2 separate regions of the Homo sapiens genome follow, and region 2 is linked to region 1. A link is a contact called in ENCODE Hi-C or POLR2A ChIA-PET data. All regions are on one chromosome and are shown on one strand. Each heading gives the region's core, a stretch centred on a gene start or an enhancer-like site at or near the end of the contact. The rest is flanking DNA. Distances are from core to core; before and after follow the strand shown.

The links. Hi-C counts contacts between places; a loop is a spot of excess contacts on that map. ChIA-PET counts read pairs that join two places held with the same protein, here RNA polymerase II (POLR2A). Pooled maps may share reads with other maps.
Region 2: a loop to region 1 is called in a map of endothelial cell of hepatic sinusoid, with 3 times the contacts of the local background. The contact joins the promoter of RING1 here to the promoter of HCG24 in region 1. A Hi-C loop is called at or near these places in 2 of 168 maps with a recorded cell type or tissue (endothelial cell of hepatic sinusoid and posterior vena cava) and 4 of 50 pooled maps. POLR2A ChIA-PET finds 5 or more read pairs at or near these places in 9 of 52 experiments (GM12878, HEK293, HEK293T and 6 more).

What each region holds. Positions count from the first base shown.
Region 1 is chr6:33,141,361-33,145,150 of GRCh38, forward strand. HCG24 (HLA complex group 24) reads left to right here and starts at 1,964. Exons shown (of 3, transcript NR_138084.1): 1 at 1,964-2,234; 2 at 3,494-3,586. It overlaps LOC105375021 (a long non-coding RNA gene), which reads right to left and starts at 2,074. Exons shown (of 5, transcript NR_190905.1): 1 at 1,864-2,074.
Region 2 is chr6:33,206,836-33,210,625 of GRCh38, forward strand. It overlaps RING1 (ring finger protein 1), which reads left to right and starts at 1,665. Exons shown (of 7, transcript NM_002931.4): 1 at 1,665-1,809; 2 at 1,930-2,065; 3 at 2,791-2,951; 4 at 3,080-3,295. The coding sequence starts at 1,988. MIR219A1 (microRNA 219a-1) reads left to right here and starts at 1,000; the gene lies at 1,000-1,109.

The sequences.
Region 1 (3,790 bases), core at 714-3,213:
GTGTTTACCTGAGGTTAGCAAAACAGAGAAAGGGGAAATGACATGTCCAGCAGGAGAAGCAGGCTCAGGAGCAGAGAGGCATGAAGTTGCAAGGAGAACTGCAGTTCTTCAGTGTGACTGAAGCCAGGGGAGATGTGCGCCGGGCGGCACTGTAACCTGCCTTGTGTGCTGATGGCAGGTGTTTGCATTTTATCCCACAGGACATAGGAAGTTGTGAAGCATCTTAAGCAGGACAGTAACATGATGAGATTTGTGTTTGGAGGGGGCAGCAGTAGGGAGGATGGGTTGGAGGAGGCTGGTTTGAAAGCAAGACCAATAGGACTCTTCAGCCATCAGATGGGAAGTCATGAGGGTGTAGGCAGGGGCAGGAACATGGGGTGAGGCGGACAGCGGATGGGTTTGAATGGCAATAATGAAACGAAAAGCCACAGGAATCACTAAATCATGTGCCAGAAGTAGGGATATGAAGGAGTCCAGAATACCCAACGTGGAGAACTGGGGCATCAGTGACTGCAAAGGTAATGAAAAATGAAATAATCGAGAGAAGGTAAGATGTTCTGTTTGGAACATGCTTAGTTTGAATTTCTGTGGGAACAAATGGAGTTAATCTGAGGATAGTGAGCTAAATGGTTGGGTCCCAGGGTACACTAGGTTAGTGACACAGACTGGAAGGAAGCTCATTATAAGTGAAGTTCTAAATTTGGATCAGGTCACTCAAGAAAAGTACATAAAGTCAGAATAGCAAGGGTCTGAGTGTGTGCTCCTGCATCCAGACAAACACAGACATGAAAAAAGAGGCTGAAAAGGAGAAGACTAGAAAGTAGGAGGAAAACAAAGAGGAAGTGGGTTCATAAAAGACAACAGACAGGAGAAAACATCCAGGAAAGAGGAGCGGACGCATCACAAACACACTCATGACACACAAGAGATAGAGACAGAGAAGTGATCACTGGTTTGGGTTGTATAAAGGTCACCCTGAGAGCAGCATCAGAGACATGGGGAAGAAAAAGGGAGAATGCAGTGGGTTGAAGACTGAATGAAATGAGAGAGAGTCACTAACGGGCTGGGTGTGGTGCCCCACACCTGTAATCTTAGTGCTGTGAGAGGCTGAACAGGAGGATCACTTGAGGCCAGGAGTTTGAGACCAGCCTAGGAAATACAGTGAGACTCCATCTCTAAGGGGAAAAATATATATATATATATATATATATATATATAATTATCCAGGTGTAGTGACAGACACCTGTAGTCCCAGTTACCCAGGAGGCTGAGGTGTGAGGATCCCTTGAGCCTGGGAGTTCAAGGTTGCAGTGAACTGTGATCACGTGATTGCACTCCAGCCTGGGCAACAGAGCAGGACCCTGTCGAGAGAGAGAGAGGAGAGAGAGAGAGAAAAGAAGAAGAAGAAAAAGAAGAAGAAGAGGAGGAGGGGGAGGGAGAAAAGGAAGGAAGGAAGGAAGGAAAAAAACCCACATTGCAGACTCCTATTTGAGGAAGCTGACCTCTACAATCTACGAGAGAATCTCCAGAGGAGGTTGCCAAGCCCTGGCTCTTCTCTCTTCAGCGAGAGGACGTGGGGGAAAGGAGACATTTATGAATCTCTTTGAGTCTCAGTCTTTTCATTTCTAAAATTGTGTTAATAAAAGCCTTTCTGAAAATGGTGTTGTGAGGAAGGACATGAGGTTTGGCACTTAGGGGGTGTTCAGTAAATGGTGGTTATTATTGTTAGAATGAGAGAAAGCAAAAGAGAGCCTCAGGCAAAACAGTAAAGAACAGAGAAAACAGAACAGGAAAGAAAACAGCATCTGTGGGCTCCAGAAGCGCCCAGAGCCCCCACCCTCCCTCGCCCACCTGCGCACTCACCCCTGATGGCCCAGGTTCCGAGAGGCTAAGCAGGGCAGCCAGGGCCATGGCTCACAGGAGGATCCTGGCTCTGCGCTGGCTCCTTCAGTCTTTAGGGTGTATTGCAATGGCCACTGTGCGCCAGACCCCAAGGAGAAAATGAGGCGGCGCAGGGACGGAGGAGCTCCGAATCCAGCACTCCTTTCCCTACCCCTGTCCAGGGAGAAAGGCTGGAGATGAAACAGCCTGATGGGGCTCAACCAACCAGAATACATCAGAAGGGACGCCTCTGTGGCTGGGGAAGGAAGATGCTAGAGCTGCTGGGAGGAAGTGGGAGAATTGTCAGGCACCAGCATGGCCCAGGAAGCCCCTGACTACTGCAGAGTGTAGGGGTAAGTGAAGAAAACGAAAATTAGGACATCATAATCGCCTTCTTCTTAATGAGGAAATACATTACGCAAGTTGGGATTTTTTATTTGTAGTTACTTCTGTGAATGGATGATATTTCTTCACAATTTTACATTGATTCTTTGCATCATAAAGGAATTAATTTGTTACCATTTGATATTATATTGACTCTTTTATAGCTATGATAATTTTGGAGAAAATCTTTGATGTTTTCAAACATATAAGGAGAAGGAAATAATATTTAATTATTTAATTAGTAATTATTATTTTATTTCTTCTTCATATAAAAATGTGGTGAGGCTGGGCGCACAGCTGAATGAAATTTAAAAGAGTCAGCTGGGCATGGTGGCTCATGCCTGTAATCCCAGCACTTTGGGAGGCTGAGGCGGGTGGATCATCTGAGGTCAGTAGTTAGAGACCAGCCTGGCCAACATGGTGAAACCCCATCTCTACTAAAAATACAAAAATTAGCTGGGCATGGTGGCACGTGCCTGTAATCCCAGATACTCGAGGGGCTGAGGCAGGAGAATTACTTGAACCCAGGAGGTGGAGGTTGCAGTGAGCCGAGATCACACCATTGCAGTCCAGCCTGGGCAACAAGAGCAAAACTCCGTCTCAAAAAAAAAAAAAAAAAAAGAATGTGGTGATACAAAGAACCCCACTTTAAATTTTATGTTTAAGAACAATTTCTTTTTCTCCTTTATTTTCTGTGTGTGTGTGTGTGTGTGTGTGTGTGTGTGTGTGTGAGAGAGAGAGAGAGAGAGAGAAAGACAGACAGGGTCTCATTCTGTTAACCAGGCTGGAGTGCAGTAGTACGATCTCAGTTCACCATAGCCTGCACCTCCTGGGCTCAAACAATGCTGCCACTCAGCCTGCCCAGTAGCTGGCACCACAGGCACATGCCACCATGTGCCTGCATGTTAATTCATGTACTTCCTCTTTCCCAAGTTCTCTAGTTTATAGCATGTCCTTTCCTGAGGAACATAAATCACATGTTATTGTCTGCCTTTCATCCTGAGAGGAAGGAGATAATCACATGGCCATTTTATGCTTGAAGGATTTGGTGATCACTGGGTCCAATGAAGAGCCTCAGGATGAGTCAGTGTGGTTTTACCCAGGCATGGAGAAATTAACTTCTTGATGATGATCAAGTCTTCTTATTAAATAGGAGTGCAACTGATAGAGGATCTTCTTACATTTGCTTTATTTCATGGTGCTGCCCAAATTCATGCTGTACCCTCAGCAGCAAGGAGTGGGACCATTACTCCTGGCGTTCCCAGATGGAACAGACACCAAGCCTGGCTTTGCCACTGAACACAATACAGGACTGATAAAGGTCAGTTCTTAGGAATATGCTTCCCAAATGTAGAAATCAACATAAGATCCCAATTTTAAATAATAGGTATAATAGCATAATATATTATTTTATTTTATTTATTTAGAGATGGAGTCTCACTCTATCACCCAGGCTGAAATGCAATGGCATGATCTCAGCTTACTACAACCTCTGCCTCCAGGGTTCAGGCGATCCTCCCATCTC
Region 2 (3,790 bases), core at 415-2,914, 65 kb after region 1:
CGGCTCTTCTTGTGTCCAAGCCCTCAGACCCTTCCCCACCTCCCCCTCCTTTCCCTTTCCCGAAGGATTGTTCCCTTTCTCTGCCTGGTCTCCCAGGGCAACCCCCGCCGCCGGGTGTGAGAGGAAAGAGTATGTGTCACTGTGTATGCGTGACACTCCGGGTCTTTTTGAAGGGAGGGGTTCGTGCGTCACCCCTTTCCACTGGTTCTGCAGCACCAGTCCCCTCCCCCCAACTCCCTGGGTTCTTATGGTCCCCAAGGGTGATTTGTTCATGGCCCCATCTTGGTGTCCAGTCTGGCCTTGAAAGGGGGTCTTGGAACAGGTGGCCCTCCCCCACCCCTCTCCTTTCTCTGAGTCCCCCCCTCCCCTTTCTCTCCACCTTACAATAGCTGCAGCCGGCCTGGGGTCGGATGGGGGGGATTAGGGGAGGGGGCCAGGATTAGGGGAATGAACCAGCCGATGAAAGGGGCTGGAGAGAGCAGGAGGGAGGGGGCTGGGAAGAGGAGGAGGAAGGGGAGGGGGGTCTGCGCTAATCGACTCTGGCGCCCACATAAGGACTGGCCACGGACTGAAGGAGAGGACAGGGAAGTAGGGGGGAACTGGGGTGGGGGGCGAGGGCACCCACTGCTGCCTTGTCCCAGGGACAGGCCACCCCCTGGCAGCCGCAGCCCAAGTCCGGGAGCCTCAGCTCGGGCGGGGACAAGATGCCCATCAGGGTCTCTAACTGCCCCCCACCCCCTCGCCCTGTATCCCTCTCATTCCCTACACTCAATGGGGATCGCTCTGCCCCTTCCTCTTCTCTTTCCTCCCCATCCCCTTCGTTTACTCTAGAGTCCTCGAAGAGGCTTCTGCCCACTTCCCACTCCAGACATTCTGCCCCTGTGTACCCCACCCACACGCGCACCCCCCCTTCCCAATGGGAGCTCCATCTTGTGTATGTCCCTGTTTCCGCGTGGTGTCTCCATTCCCCCTTTCCTCCCGTGCGCCTCCCTCCCTTCCCCGCCCCGGGCCGCGGCTCCTGATTGTCCAAACGCAATTCTCGAGTCTATGGCTCCGGCCGAGAGTTGAGTCTGGACGTCCCGAGCCGCCGCCCCCAAACCTCGAGCGGGAGAGCGGGTCGGAGGGTCTAGGGAGAGCCAAAGCAGAGGGTGGAGGGAGTCCCCAGGGTGGTAAGGGGAATCCCGGGCACATCGGGACCTAGGTGTGTTCTCAGGACTAGAAGGCTAAAGCGGCAGATCTTTTGCAGCCTTTTCCCCCGGGATCCTGGAATGGGGGTTACGGAGAAGTGAGGGGGGTTGATCCCCAGAGTCGCCAGGGTACGCAGAGTGGGGGAGGTAGCCCTTTTCACGAGCCCTCTGTCCCCTCCTGGGGTCCCAGATATTCCAGGCCCCGGCCCCCCGGAGCTGAGGCCCCGCGTGGGGGCCTCTGGAAGGGAACCGAGGCTAAGGTTGTTGGCCGCGCGACGGTGCTGGGCCGGGGGCGGAGACCGTGGTTCCCTAAGTGGCGCAGAACTCCCGGGACGCAGGATCCTCACGCGGGACGAGCCCGTCCCGTGGGCGGGAGAACCGCGGCGTCCACGTCCCGTCCCACCCGCGCCGCGAATGGTGGGTGACGTCTCCGCCGGCGGGGGGAGCGGGTGTAGCGGAGGAGCAGGCGGAAGTGACGTAGGGCCCCAGCGCCCGGGCCATGGCGGCGGCGGTGGCGGGAGCTGCTGTCTGAGCAGCGGTTGCGGACCGAGCGAACTTGGCCCAGGAGCCCGGGCCTAGGGAGAGGCGCGGCGGCGGCGGGAGCGCGAACGGCTGGAGCTGGGTGAGGGGCAGTGCCGGCGCGGGGGCGGGAGCGGGGGCGGAGAGGGGCGCTTCTGGAGGGGCGGGGTCTACGCGAGGGGCGGCCCCCCTGACGCCCTCCTCCCCTTCCCCCCACCCCCAGCCTTCTTCGCCTTCTCCTCGGCTGTGGAGCCCTGGTGGGGGGTCTGCGCCCGGTCACCATGACGACGCCGGCGAATGCCCAGAATGCCAGCAAAACGTGGGAACTGAGTCTGTATGAGCTGCACCGGACCCCGCAGGTGACAGGCATTCTCCCTTTCAGGCTTACCCCCTCCCCCAAACCCTTATATCCACAGACCGCATCACACAGCTTCTTTTCCGTAATTTGCTCTATTCTGCCTTGCCTGGCCCTACCTTTGAATCACCTTAATCTTTCCAAAGCACTTTCGCATTTAGCTCATTTAATCCTCAAAACAGCCCTGCCAGAGAGGTGGAACAAGTATTATTATCTTCATTTGAAAGATCACAAACACAAAAATTACCTTCCCTGTTCCTCATTCAGTGTCATAAGTCAGTGCACATAAGACTCACTTTGGGAGTTTATTAAAAGCAGAGCTTCATGCCCCCCAACATTCTGATTCAGTAGTGAATTGGGTTCTCAGAATCTGAATTTTTAACAGGCACCCTATGGGGTTCTAATACAGGTAGCACCAGGACTTTAAAAAATTTTGTTGAATAGTTTTTCCCAACCACAGATTTGTGCCATCTTCACTCCTAGGCCACTTAGCCACCTCAGATCCTCCTATTCCAAAGCTCCTACTCTTAGTTAATGGACACTAAAGTCTGTCTTTTCTCCATTTGCTCCAAGTCATCAGTCCTTCTCTTTCTCAGAATTCTTGTCTCCTATAGAGACCAACATGGGTCTTCTCACTGTATTTCTCAAAATTCTTATTTTATGGGCTGCTGTTTCTAAAACCCCTTTCCCTCTAACCCACACCACCTTTCTACTCACTGATGCCTTCAGGAAGCCATAATGGATGGCACAGAGATTGCTGTTTCCCCTCGGTCACTGCATTCAGAACTCATGTGCCCTATCTGCCTGGACATGCTGAAGAATACGATGACCACCAAGGAGTGCCTCCACAGATTCTGCTCTGACTGCATTGTCACAGCCCTACGGAGCGGGTAATAGGAGAGACATGTTTGAGATGAGATGAAGGGGTACAAAGTTAGGGCCCTCTCACTGGTCTTGGTTCAGCCTAGGCTTCAGTTCCCTTGACTGACCACTCAGGGCTTCCCTTCTCCTACCCCAGGAACAAGGAGTGTCCTACCTGCCGAAAGAAGCTGGTGTCCAAGCGATCCCTACGGCCAGACCCCAACTTTGATGCCCTGATCTCTAAGATCTATCCTAGCCGGGAGGAATACGAGGCCCATCAAGACCGAGTGCTTATCCGCCTGAGCCGCCTGCACAACCAGCAGGCATTGAGCTCCAGCATTGAGGAGGGGCTACGCATGCAGGCCATGCACAGGTGTGAGGGTCAGGAGAGAAGCAGAACTGATGGGATGGGTCCGTGGGTCAGTCCTTGTTGCCTGCTAGCTTCTAAGCCTCAGCATCCTAGGAGCTGACCACAGACTGATCATTAGGGCTGGAAATCATGGGTGTAAATTGCAGTTTCTTAGTAAACAACTGGCCCTGCTCTTCTTAAGAAAAATATAGGGCTGGGCACAGTGACTCACATCTGTAATCCCAGCACTTTGGGAGGTGAGGATGGGAGGATCACTTGAGCCCAGGAGTTTGAGACCACCTTGAATAACATAGGGAAATCTCATCTCTACAACAAATTAAACATTTAGCTGGGCATGGTGGCACATGCCTGTAGTCCTACCTTCTTGGGAGGCTGAGGTAATAGGATCACTTGAGCCTGGGAAGAAAGTGGATGTTGCAGTGAACCATGATCACACCACTGCACACTGCACTCCAGCCTGCTGGGCGACAGAACAAGGCCCTGTCACAAAAAAAAAAA